Linked DNA regions of Homo sapiens: regions 1, 3 and 4 are each linked to region 2. The links are chromatin contacts, found by Hi-C or POLR2A ChIA-PET in ENCODE. All regions are on one chromosome and are shown on one strand. The core of a region is the stretch at or near the end of the contact, and the rest is flanking DNA. Distances in the headings are between cores, read along the strand shown. Region 1 has its middle 72 kb from the start of MIR492. Region 2 holds the start of CEP83 (centrosomal protein 83). Region 3 has its middle 41 kb from the start of MIR492. Region 4 has its middle 16 kb from the start of MIR492.

Region 1 (2,700 bases), core at 167-2,666, 300 kb after region 2:
ACACACCTACACACACATATAAATCGAAAAAGTGTCTCTAATTCTCTTTAAAATACTCCAGCACAAACAGTATGGTATATAGGTGTATGAGTCTTAATTTATACTCTAGGGGCAGTTGCTTAGCATTTGAAAGACTTTAACAAAAAATTGGTATTTCCAAAAAAATTGGCTATTATAAGGCTTCGGCTGCCTTTATCTTTAATAAACATCAGACGGTTTGTTAATAAGCATAGTGGATATTAGAAATTATTTTGGATGAAAATAGGTGTTCAAAATACAGTTATGCACTGCTTAACTACGTTTCAGTCAATGGACTGTGTAGAAACAATGGTGGCTCCTTAAGATTATAATGGAGCTGACAAATTCCCATCCTCCTCTAGTGACTCACAGCCGTCATAATGCTGCAGCGTAATACATTACTCATGTGTTTGTGGTGTTGCTGGTGGAAACCAACCTACTACTCTTCCATTTGTGTAAAGTGTAGCACATACAGCTATGTACAGTACATAATACCTGATAATAAAACAACTATGTTACCAGTGTATGTATTTACTATGCTATACTTTTTATTGTTATTTTAGAGTGTACTCCTTCTACTTATGAAAAAAAGAGGTTAACTGTAAAACAGCTTCAGGCAGGTCCTTCAGGAGATATTCCAGAAGAAGGCATTGTTATCATAGGAAATGACAGCTTCAAATGTGTTATTGCCCCTGAAGACCTCCCAGTGGGACAAGACGTGGAGGTGGAAGACAGTGAAACTGATGATCCTGACCCCGTGTAGGCCAAGGCTAATGTGTGTGTTCGTGTCTTAGTTTATAACAAAAAATTGAAACAGTAAAAATATAAATAATAGAAAAAAGCTTACAGAATAAGGATATAAAGAAACTATTTTTTGTATAGCTATCCAATATATTTGTGTCCTAAGTGTTATTATGAACGTGTCAAAAGTTTCTTAAAATTTATTTTTAAAGTTACAGTAAGTTAAGGTTTATTATTAAAGAAAAAATTTTAAATGAATATAGTGTAGTCTTAGTATACAGCGTTTAAAGTTTACACTTGTGTGAGTGGTCACATTCACTTACCACTCACTGATTCACCCAGGGCAACTTCCAGTCCTATAAACTCCCTTCATGGTAAATGCCCTATACAGGTGTGCCATTTTTAATCTTTTATAACCCACTGTGTTTTTACTGTACCTTTTCTGTTTAGATATGTGTAAATACACAAATACCACCATGTTACAACTGCCTATTCAGTATGGTAACACTTTGTATTGGTTTTTAGCCTAGGAGCAACAGGCTACAGCATATAGTGTAGGTGTGTAGTAGGCTATGCCATCTAGGTTTGTATAAGTACACTATGATGTTTACACAATGACAAAATTGACTAACGATACATTTCTCAGACCATATCCCTGTTGTTAAGCAATGCACGACAGTGCAGTAAGGGCTCACTTCATGTCATCAACAGGAAACTGCAACTTTCAGTGAAACAACATATAGTGAAACTGATTTTGCCACAGGCTAATTGAGATCAACAAGAGCTAAGTTCTTATGGCATATTTCTGATCACAAAAAAAATCACAAAACTTCTAAATAAAAACCAAAACATTTATAATATTAAACACTGAAATACATGTGAGCTATACATACATTTAAGTAAGGTTAATAAACACAAGGAAGATAATTATTTGCCCAGTTATTCCTGTTTCAGGGTCAAGGGTAGCTGGAGCCTGTCCCGGCAGCTGAGGCTGCAACATTGGGACCCATCCTGGACAGGATACATCCCCTAGCAGGGTGCACTCAGACCCACACCCCCACCACACACACCCCTGCCACACACACACACACACACACGCTCTCTCTCTCTCACTCAGGCTGGGACCACATGCCAGTTAACCAAACATGTACATCTCTGCGATGTAGGAGGAAATTGGGAGACCTGGAGAAAACCCATGCAGATGTGGGAGGATGTGCAAACTCCACACAGACAGGGGCCCCAGCCAGGAACAGACTTTCTCATCAAGGTGATCATGAAATGACACCGATTGAAATGACATCATTTGAGGACTTGCTGTATATGGATCAGCTGGAAATGCTGTACAGGCCACTCCGCCTTCTTATGACCAGGGTGTGAGAATTCAGCAACGCCAGCAGCCTCCATCCCTCCAGTCTTACGTTATGGAGGATTCTGTGGCCTGCGTGACTCTAAGTAAAGTTAGCTCAATGCTATGGCTACAACACTGCTGCTGCACAGGCCACAGGAGAGCCTTTCATGCAAGGTGTTTGTCTAAGCGGCTGAAAGCTGGGAGCTTGGGCCTCTCCAGCGCAGTTTACAGCACAGGCTGTGTGCCTGCTTGGTCATGCATGTTTGTCCCCGTAGCAGGATTGGTTTGAGAACTGCTCTTGCTTTCTCCTTTCACCCTTACAGAGGTTGTGGAGTAGAGATCTGTCATCACTGGAGGCTCCTGGTATCAACCATACATAACCTATTAGCTGTGAACCACTAAACTGGCTTAGGTCAGTTTACCACAAAGGCTGTGTATGCCTGAACTTCAGCAGTGATTATCTACAGATGGTGGGATTATACAATTCCAACCCCCACCCCCCAACTCCCTTTGTGCTTATCTGTTTTCTAATTCTTCCTATAATATGTATGTATTTGTACAAGGTGGGTGGGTCACTTGAGGTCAGGAGTTCA
Region 2 (2,700 bases), core at 76-2,575:
CAGCCTGGCCAACATGGTGAAACCCCATCTCTACTAAAATAAAAAAATTAGCCGGGCATGGTGGCACGCACCTGTAATCCCAGCTACTCGGGAGGCTGAGGCAGGAGAATCGCTTGAACCCAGGAGGCGGAGGTTGCAGTGAGCCGAGATCGCGCTACTGCACTCCAGCCTGGGCGACAGAGTGAGACTCAGTCATAAATAAATAAATAAAGCATTCTAACAATTCTGAACAAACTGAGTTTGAAATCAAACCTCAATACAAAAGGTGAGTATTAATTCTAACCACTTACAGGCTAAATTCATAAATATGGAAAATTCTAAATCCAGGTAACTGTAGGATAGATACCTTTAATTGTGTTTTAGTTAAATGTCAGACTTGTTTACAGACATGTTGCTTGGTAACAGAAGCACTGCTTTAACAACCCACTCTGTTTTAGAGCTGCTTAAAGTCTGAACAGATTATGAAGTATATATCATATACACGAAATTCAGACAAGTCTTTCCTTATCCTAGAGATCTGTAAGATTTGAAAGAGCTTCCTCATTTCAGCTAACTAAAGGCTTTACAAATACTTAGCAGTGGATATTCTTAAGAGCAAAATGCCCATTGATTATGGTCAAAAGTTGGACACTGAGGATTAACCAAAGTATTTAAACCCAGCATATGCTAACATATTTTAGGTGTTTATCTCAGTAATGACAGTCGACATCACTGTTCATTCAAATTGTCTTCAAAGCCAAGGAAAATGGTAGCATAGCTTTTTCATCGTAAATTAAGCTGGAGGTACTTAAACGTCTGGCCAATTACCAAACTGGCTACACAACCACCAAGCCAGAGTGCATCCAAAAGCTCCATGAAGAGTTTCACGTGCGTCTCTCTGCCTACTTTTCTAGCACGAGCTTCCACTACTTTAACAGGAAAATAAAAAAAGGATTCAAGGGCAGTTTGTGGAGGGACAAAATGAGTATTCCAAAATACAAACAAGACACCGTCCCCAGAAAGAGAGGTTACATACCAGACGCACGCACGCTCCTTGCAACCCGCACACGGAAAACTTAAGTGACCGCAGTTCTGGCCGCGCTCGCCACCGGGGACACCTCCACAGCTCCAACCACAGGCACCCACTCAACTCCGCTTACGGAGGCATTGGGACTAAGGGTTACGGTCCTACAGCGGGGTGTCGGCCCAGCGAGAGGAAGAGGGCCGAACGGACCCCTCGGGCTCCCGTCCCTAGGGAAATGTGAAGTATCCCGGGAGAGGTCCGAGGGCGGCGGCGGCGGCGGTGAAAAGCCCCACTCCTCCGCGTGGACCGGGATCCTCAGGGGTGCGGCGCCACCCCACGTGCTGACGTATGGCCCAGAAGCCGCCTCATCGCACCGCCCCACCAGCCTGGAGGAGCGGGCTCTGTCCCTTGGCCCAGCGGCACGCGAAGCAGGAAGTCCCACCCCCCACGCCGACGTCACCCACGCCACCGACGCCGGTTGCTGCCGGAGCCGTTAGAGGGAGGAGACAAACGAACCGAGGCGGGAGCGGCCACGGGTGACAGCGGCAGCGGCGGGGCCGGGCTGCGCTCCCGAAGGCGTTCCTGGAGGGCCCTGGGATGGACTCAGAGATCCCCAGAGCCCCAGGGGACGGAAAATCTAGCCCCGGGCACTTGCCTTGGAGTCTGAGTGATGCGCGTCGTTGGAGCGCGAAGCCGGTCTCCCTAGCCTCCGCCCGACACAGCGTCTCCAGGGGTTTTCCTCCTTTTCGCGCCTCTCCTTCCCTCTTCCCCACACCATTTGAGAGCCTCAAATGGTAGTCCTGCCGCCACCTCTCTCCCTTCGCCAGCCTGCCATCGTCCCCATGGGTGCAGATATGCGCTCCCGAAGCCGCCTGCCTGCCGCGTCTGCCTCGGGCATCAGCCCACGAGTGGGGAGTCGGCTCAGCTTGCCACGAGGGAACCTCGGGTTAGGACCAATCGCCCGGGAGAGAGCCCTCCTCGCCCCCGCACCTCCTGCTCCAAGTCTCCTGTCCTGGTTATCCCAAGTTCAGGGCCCACCTGGGGTCACATGGGGAACTACTTGTCTTAAGGCTGTAAACAATAGTTGGAAGAGGAGTTGCTAGCTTTTGAGAACTTCCATGATCATCCAAAGTCTGAAACAAAGTAGGCGGTCAGCCTTTCAAAATACGTGTTGGAAGAAACAGACACCTTCCCATCCCCAGCGTTTGTTCAGTGCCTTGGTTGGGCTTTGATTCTCACTGCTTTGTGAAGTACAGCTTATTTTTACCCCCAAGATTATGATTTTCAGGCTGTAGTTATTATTGGACAACTGAGAGGTGATTTTGTTGTTGTTGAAATGAGGGAAAACGGGCCATTAGAAAGGACCGTGTCTCTTAAGAGGAGGGAAAAAAAGGACAGCGAGTTGGTAATGGAATGTTGCTGGATGGATTACATAGATGAGACATGGGAGATAGAATAGAGAATCCAGAAATTCTCATGTATGTGTGCGTGTTTAGTATAATAACAGTAGCTCACATTTGCTGAGCATTTGTGTGGCAAGTACTGGAGTACTTTTTCAGGTTATCTTATTTAACTCTAACATTTCTGTAAGGTAGGTGCAATTGTTATCTCCATTTCACAGAGTTGCCCAAAACCATTACTTTTAAACGCTGGAGCCAGACAACTCCAGAAATCTCTGTGGTAGCCAGTAAACTATA
Region 3 (2,700 bases), core at 77-2,576, 420 kb after region 2:
CGCCAAGCCGGCGGGGGCGGGGCGGGGTAGCGCTGGCCGCGGGGTCCCCGGGGCTCTCCCGGGCTGCGGCGGAGGCGCGGAGCCGGCCAAGGGCGCACTGAGCTCGCGGAGCTCCGGGGCCCCGGGGCCTTTCTGCCGCCGTCGCAGCGTCCCCGCCTCCTCGGGCCGCTTCGCCCCTCTCCTCTTCCTCGAGTTCTGGCCCCACCAGGAGCGGAGCGAGTCTCCGATGCCTGCCCCGCGGCCCCCAGAACTGAGCTGGAGAAGCTTTGGGGTGAAAGCTGGGCCCACCCTACAGGGACCCCAAGTTTGCGGAGCAAGAGTGGATTGGCGGAGAGCGCAGATGGCAATTCTCACCCGCCTTAAAAGTACCACCTTAAAATTCTCCCCATGGGATGGGAAGGTGGCCCGCTAATGTCCGTTCCTACTCTTCGTTTTCTTTTTAATTTTTCAGACAGGGTCTCGCTCTGTCCCCCAGGCTGAGCGCAGGGGCGCGATTTCGGCTCACTGCAGCCTTGCGATTCTCCCAGGCTCAAGCGATCCTCCCGCCTCAGCCTTCCCAGTAGCTGGGACCACAGGCGAGTGCTCCACTACGCCCGGCTAATTTTTGTATTTTTATTCTTTTGTAGAGACTGGTGTCTCGCCATTTTGCCCAGGCTGGTCTCGAACTCCTGGCCTCAAGCGACCCTCCAGCCTCGGCCTCCCAAAGTGCTGGGATGAGAGGTGTGAGCCAGTGCGTCGGCCCTTTACCATTCTTTAGATTCTGCGATTGTTTTTTGAAAGTCCTGAGCATTCATAAAGCTTTCCGAGGAGGGGTGGGAAGAGAGTTAAGAGCGGTAAACAGCAGATCCACCCGGGGCTGGAGGAAACACCGTGGAACAGAGACCGTCTGGTCTCATTCAGGTGAAGGAGCTCGGCAGGGGAAGAGGTCAGCATCCCCATTCCAGCGAAACCCACGGGTTTTCCTAGCAGTCCCCTGTGTGCACAGCTTTCTCTTCACAATCGACCTCCACCCCAACTTTTCCAAACAACACGGGAGCCCATCCCCAAATGCTAATGCTTCTGCGGGAAAAAAATGAGAAGGGGGAAAAATGTATTCCCCAGATCATGAAAACGCTGCACACCCTTGAGCTCAGAATGCAGGATCTAAATCCGCAAGAACAGGATGGAATGATGTGGGAAGGTCTTCCAGGAAGAAATCTGATTTTATTCTGCTTCGACTGCTGAACAAAGTAAATCAAATAGCACGGAACTCAAGGCAGCCTGAATTTTGTGTAGAAAAAAATATCTCTTGTTTGTCAGAGGATCCTTTGAAAAGCATCCAAGGACGCTTGTGTTTCCAAAGCGGCTGTGACAGGTATGCAGGCAGACAGCAGTGGGAATGCAAAGGCTTGTGCCGGGTAAACACTTCTCATGAGTGTTTCAGCTTTGGCATTGCCTTTATGCCAGTTATTCTGGCAGATCACCACTGCCAAAGAAATACCTTTATAATTTTCTAACATTGATTGTCAGCAGCACTATAGAGACCGTAATATTACACGAAGTACCTTAATGATCTAATGAATAAAAACATTTTGTCTGGATTTCTCTTTGGTGCCTATCAGCACAGATAGGGGGAGGAGTGACTGATGTGTGAGGGGGAAATGTAAGAAACGACAATTAATGACACTTGCTATGTCCCTTTTTTACTTTATCTTATGATCTGTATGCAGTGGGTTTTTTCCTCCCTGGATATATAATCTCTTCTGATTGAGCTTTTATGTTTTTGCCTTTCTTTGGGAAAATAACAATGTTAGTAAGTGTACTTCTGAGCCATACCTGTCTTATCATTTCAATCCACACAACTCTATGAAGTACGTACTGGGATATTATGGTTTTTTTAGAGGGAGATACTCGAGCTCAGAGAGGGCAGGTCATTTGCCCGAGATCATACAGCTTGTTAGTGGCACAGCCTGGATTTCAACTCAGGCAGTCTGACACGAGGACCCTCTCACTTAATGCCCATGCAATACTGCCCTCCTCTGCTTCATAGAAAAGGTGCAACTGTGTAAAGGTGTTCCTGGAAGTAAAAACGTGAGCTTTTGTCATAGATTAGTCACTTGACATCTCAGAGCCTTAGCTTCCTCATCAGTAAAATGACAACTTGGACTAAATAGATGCATTAAAGGCCTAGCCAGAAGTAAAGTTCAAGATTTAGAGTATTACTATGTGAGTATTAGAGTATCAGTATTCTTGCTCAGCATTGTAAGAAATCTTAACCTGGAGATACAGTGTTAGCCACTTCATTGGTTTGTGTGATCTCACCACAGCGCCTTGTTTTAACACTACTTGTGCTGCTTTCTACAACATTACCTCTTCCTGCTCCTTCTAATTAATACTCTTTGCTTTGCAAATGTGATATCTAATCAATTTAATGTTCTTTTTTTTTTTTTCTTTTCTTTGAGACGGAGTCTTGCTCTGTCGTGCCCAGTCTGGAGTGCAGTGGCGCGATCTCGGCTCACTGCTACTTCTGCCTCCTGGGTTTGAGCAATTCTCCCACTTCAGTCTCCCAAGTAGCTGGGACTACAGGCACCCACCACCACACCCAGCTAATTTTTTATATTTTTAGTAGAGGCAGGATTTTACCATATTGGCCAGGCTGGTCTTGAACTTCCAACGTCAGGTGATCCACCTACCTCGGCCTCCCAAAGTGTTGGAATTACA
Region 4 (2,700 bases), core at 19-2,518, 360 kb after region 2:
CTGAGGCACAAGAATTGCTTGAACCTGGGAGGCGGGCCATGAGCCTAGATCGCACCACTGCACTCCAGCTTGGATCACAGAGCGAGACTGTCTCAAAAAAAAAAAAAAAAAAAAAAAAAAAAGAAAGAACTTACTGTAAAATCTGCTTTGCTTTGTTACTCACTCTTATGAATACAGAGCCAATCACTGGTTCTAGCCTCACTATTATGCTATATTAAGGGAGGAGACCACCCCTCATATTGTCTTACACCCAATTTCTGCCTCCAAATAAAGAAGTAAAAACTAAAAGGCAGAAATGAAATCCACAGGCAGACAGCCCAGCGCTGAGCCCTGGGCCTGGTAGTTAAAGATCGACCCCTAACCTAAGCGGTTATGTCATCTATAGATTCCAGACATTATATGGAAAAGCATTGTGAAAATCCCTGTCCTGTTCCGTTCTGATTACCAGTGCATGCAGCCCCCAGTCACGTACTCCCAGCTTGCTCAATCGATCACGATCCTCTCACGCGGACCCCCTTAGAGTTGTAAGCCCTTAAAAGGGACAGGAATTGCTCACTTGGGGAGCTCAGTTGTTGGAGACGTGAGTCTTGCCGACGCTCCCAGCCGAATAAAGCCCTTCCTTAACTCGGTGTCTGAGGGGTTTTGTCTGCAGCTCGTCCTGCTACAATATTACTGTATATATGTAAAATATGCTATATTACTATATTTTCTCATTTATAAAGTGGGAGTAAAAATAACAGCTACCTCATTGCATTTTTGTGAGGATTAAATTAGTTAACACATGTATAATAGTTATGGGACATAGTGACCACTTAAGAAATGTTAGCTAGTATTATTGTTGTTGTTACCAGGCACTGTTCTGGCTAACATTCTATTAGACCAAGTTAAATATTAGTTCATTTAGTTAATCTGCCCAGAAAAGTATTAATAGAAGCAAGTTGCCCATATAACCTGTCCCCTTGACAACAAAATTTGCCTTCTGAAAGCCATTAATGGATTCTCAAGGTACAAGAATTGCCTATGAATTGTTTACTTTTTAGAATATGATTTCCCCTTGAGGCAGAATATATATTTAACAGGTCCTAAATGTATACCAGAAAGAACTGAATCGCCAGCTTCACTAACAGGTTTCTCTAAAAAGAAAATCAGACAGCAATTTTACCTTCTGTTCAGGCCAGATGATGTTCCTAATCCTGCAAGGTCTGGGGTACTTTCATCTGATAAGAGCCCATGAGCTTCTGAGAGCTTCAAATGACTACTACTTAGGTTAAAAATAAGCACCGAGAAACAAAAACTGAGAAACAAAAGCAGAAGTATTTCTAAAATTGCTCTCTTCGCACTGTCTCGCTGCGGGTACTTTCCTGTCTCTCAGATCACTGACCTTCAGTCCAGCAATTTCCAGTGTCCTGCAGGCTGCTGATCCCAAGATGCTCAGCCACACAAAGGTGTTGCGGCCAAGTAAGGTTGGGGAACCCATACTATACTCCCTTTTGCCACAATACCTTTTTAACCAGACTCCTTTTGTGATAGTAGGTAGCTAGTTAGACCTGAGCAGGGCAGAAGAGGGCTCCCCTGCCCCACTCCAGGAGTGTCAGGCAACCACTGAGGTCAGGCAGTTGTTAACTGTCTCTCTAAAATAATAATTGGGCCGGGCACGGTGGCTCACACCTGTAATCCCAGCACTTTGGGAGGCTGAGGCAGGCGGATCTCTTGAGGTCTGGAGTTTGAGACCAGCTTGGCCAACACAGTGAAACCCCATCTCTAATAAAAATACAAAAATTGGCAGGGCATGGTTGCGGGCACCTGTAATCCCAGCTTCCCCGGGAGCCTGAGGCAGGAGAATCGCTTGAACCTGGGAGGCGGAGGTTGCAGTGAGCCGAGATCGCACCACTGCACTCCAGCCTAGGCTACAGAGCGAGAATCTAAATAAAAGAATAAAATAAAATAAAATAATAATTGGTCACAGCCAGCACCAGAGAAAGGCAGTCTCCCAATAGATAGAAACACCTGAAGCTGGGAATCAGCAGTTTCCTGATAAGATCTCAGGAGTTGGGCCAGTGGGCTCAAGCAAAAAAGAGGCAAAATGGCAAAGTTTAACTGGTATATGACCTTCTAGGAACATTCAACTGGTAAGAGAAGAATGCCTCGAGTGAGCATGCGTACAACTCCAGTAAACATACCGTGCATGCATCACTCCTAAGTGCTGGCAGCCACTGCGGATGCGGAGAGCCCACCCAAGGGAAGAATCAGGAGACAAGGGACACAAGCTCCTGGAAATATGACAACATATAAAATCCCAAGTCAATGGGGAATCCATGCACTTGATCTCTCCAGTCACCCCCTTGGCCCTCTTCCAAGTTCACTTCCTTTCATTCCTGCTGTAAAGCTTTTGAATAAACTTTCATTCCTCTAAAACTTGCCTTGGTCTCTGTGTCAAATATTTTCTTCTGAAGAGGGAAGAATTGAGGTTGCTGCAGACCTGTATGGACTCACCACTGCTAACACCTTTTTCAAGGAATATCTACTAGAATCTAGGTGTTGGAAATGCTGAAATAGTCTAAACTAACCAATTATTTCCACCTTAAAATGACTGTAGGCTCATTCACCTGGCCTGGCAAAGTCAGCACTTACTTAAAAGCAGATGGGAGAGAATGTTGACCCTATACATACCCACAGTCCCTGATCAACATACATTTTCAT

What was found. A loop is a pair of places that touch in the nucleus more often than their neighbours do. ChIA-PET counts read pairs that join two places held with the same protein, here RNA polymerase II (POLR2A). Pooled maps may share reads with other maps.
Region 1: a loop to region 2 is called in a map of chondrocyte, with 2.1 times the contacts of the local background. The contact joins the enhancer-like site here to the promoter of CEP83 in region 2. A Hi-C loop is called at or near these places in 1 of 168 maps with a recorded cell type or tissue (chondrocyte), 1 of 37 single-sample maps with no recorded cell type and 9 of 50 pooled maps.
Region 3: a map with no recorded cell type shows a loop between it and region 2 (8-fold over the local background). The contact joins the enhancer-like site here to the promoter of CEP83 in region 2. A Hi-C loop is called at or near these places in 10 of 37 single-sample maps with no recorded cell type and 6 of 50 pooled maps.
Region 4: a pooled map shows a loop between it and region 2 (4-fold over the local background). The contact joins the enhancer-like site here to the promoter of CEP83 in region 2. A Hi-C loop is called at or near these places in 2 of 37 single-sample maps with no recorded cell type and 3 of 50 pooled maps. POLR2A ChIA-PET finds 5 or more read pairs at or near these places in 1 of 52 experiments (GM10248).

Annotation. Positions count from the first base shown.
Region 1 is chr12:94,761,340-94,764,039 of GRCh38, forward strand. No RefSeq gene overlaps it. Among named protein-coding and RNA genes, the nearest start is that of MIR492, 72 kb to the right of the region's middle. RefSeq lists a silencer at 1,180-1,229 and an enhancer at 1,550-1,609. Within about 2 kb of position 1,417, at least 7 of the 41 ENCODE cell types and tissues checked have a DNase peak (open chromatin) inside an H3K27ac peak, as active enhancers do.
Region 2 is chr12:94,458,542-94,461,241 of GRCh38, forward strand. CEP83 (centrosomal protein 83) reads right to left here and starts at 1,326. Exons shown (of 17, transcript NM_016122.3): 1 at 1,016-1,326. CEP83-DT (CEP83 divergent transcript) reads left to right here and starts at 1,462. Exons shown (of 1, transcript NR_027035.1): 1 at 1,462-2,700. RefSeq lists an enhancer at 1,743-1,792.
Region 3 is chr12:94,873,770-94,876,469 of GRCh38, forward strand. No RefSeq gene overlaps it. Among named protein-coding and RNA genes, the nearest start is that of MIR492, 41 kb to the left of the region's middle. RefSeq lists silencers at 1-155, 166-265. Within about 2 kb of position 1,327, at least 3 of the 41 ENCODE cell types and tissues checked have a DNase peak (open chromatin) inside an H3K27ac peak, as active enhancers do.
Region 4 is chr12:94,816,928-94,819,627 of GRCh38, forward strand. No RefSeq gene overlaps it. Among named protein-coding and RNA genes, the nearest start is that of MIR492, 16 kb to the right of the region's middle. RefSeq lists an enhancer at 1,114-1,633. Within about 2 kb of position 1,269, at least 3 of the 41 ENCODE cell types and tissues checked have a DNase peak (open chromatin) inside an H3K27ac peak, as active enhancers do.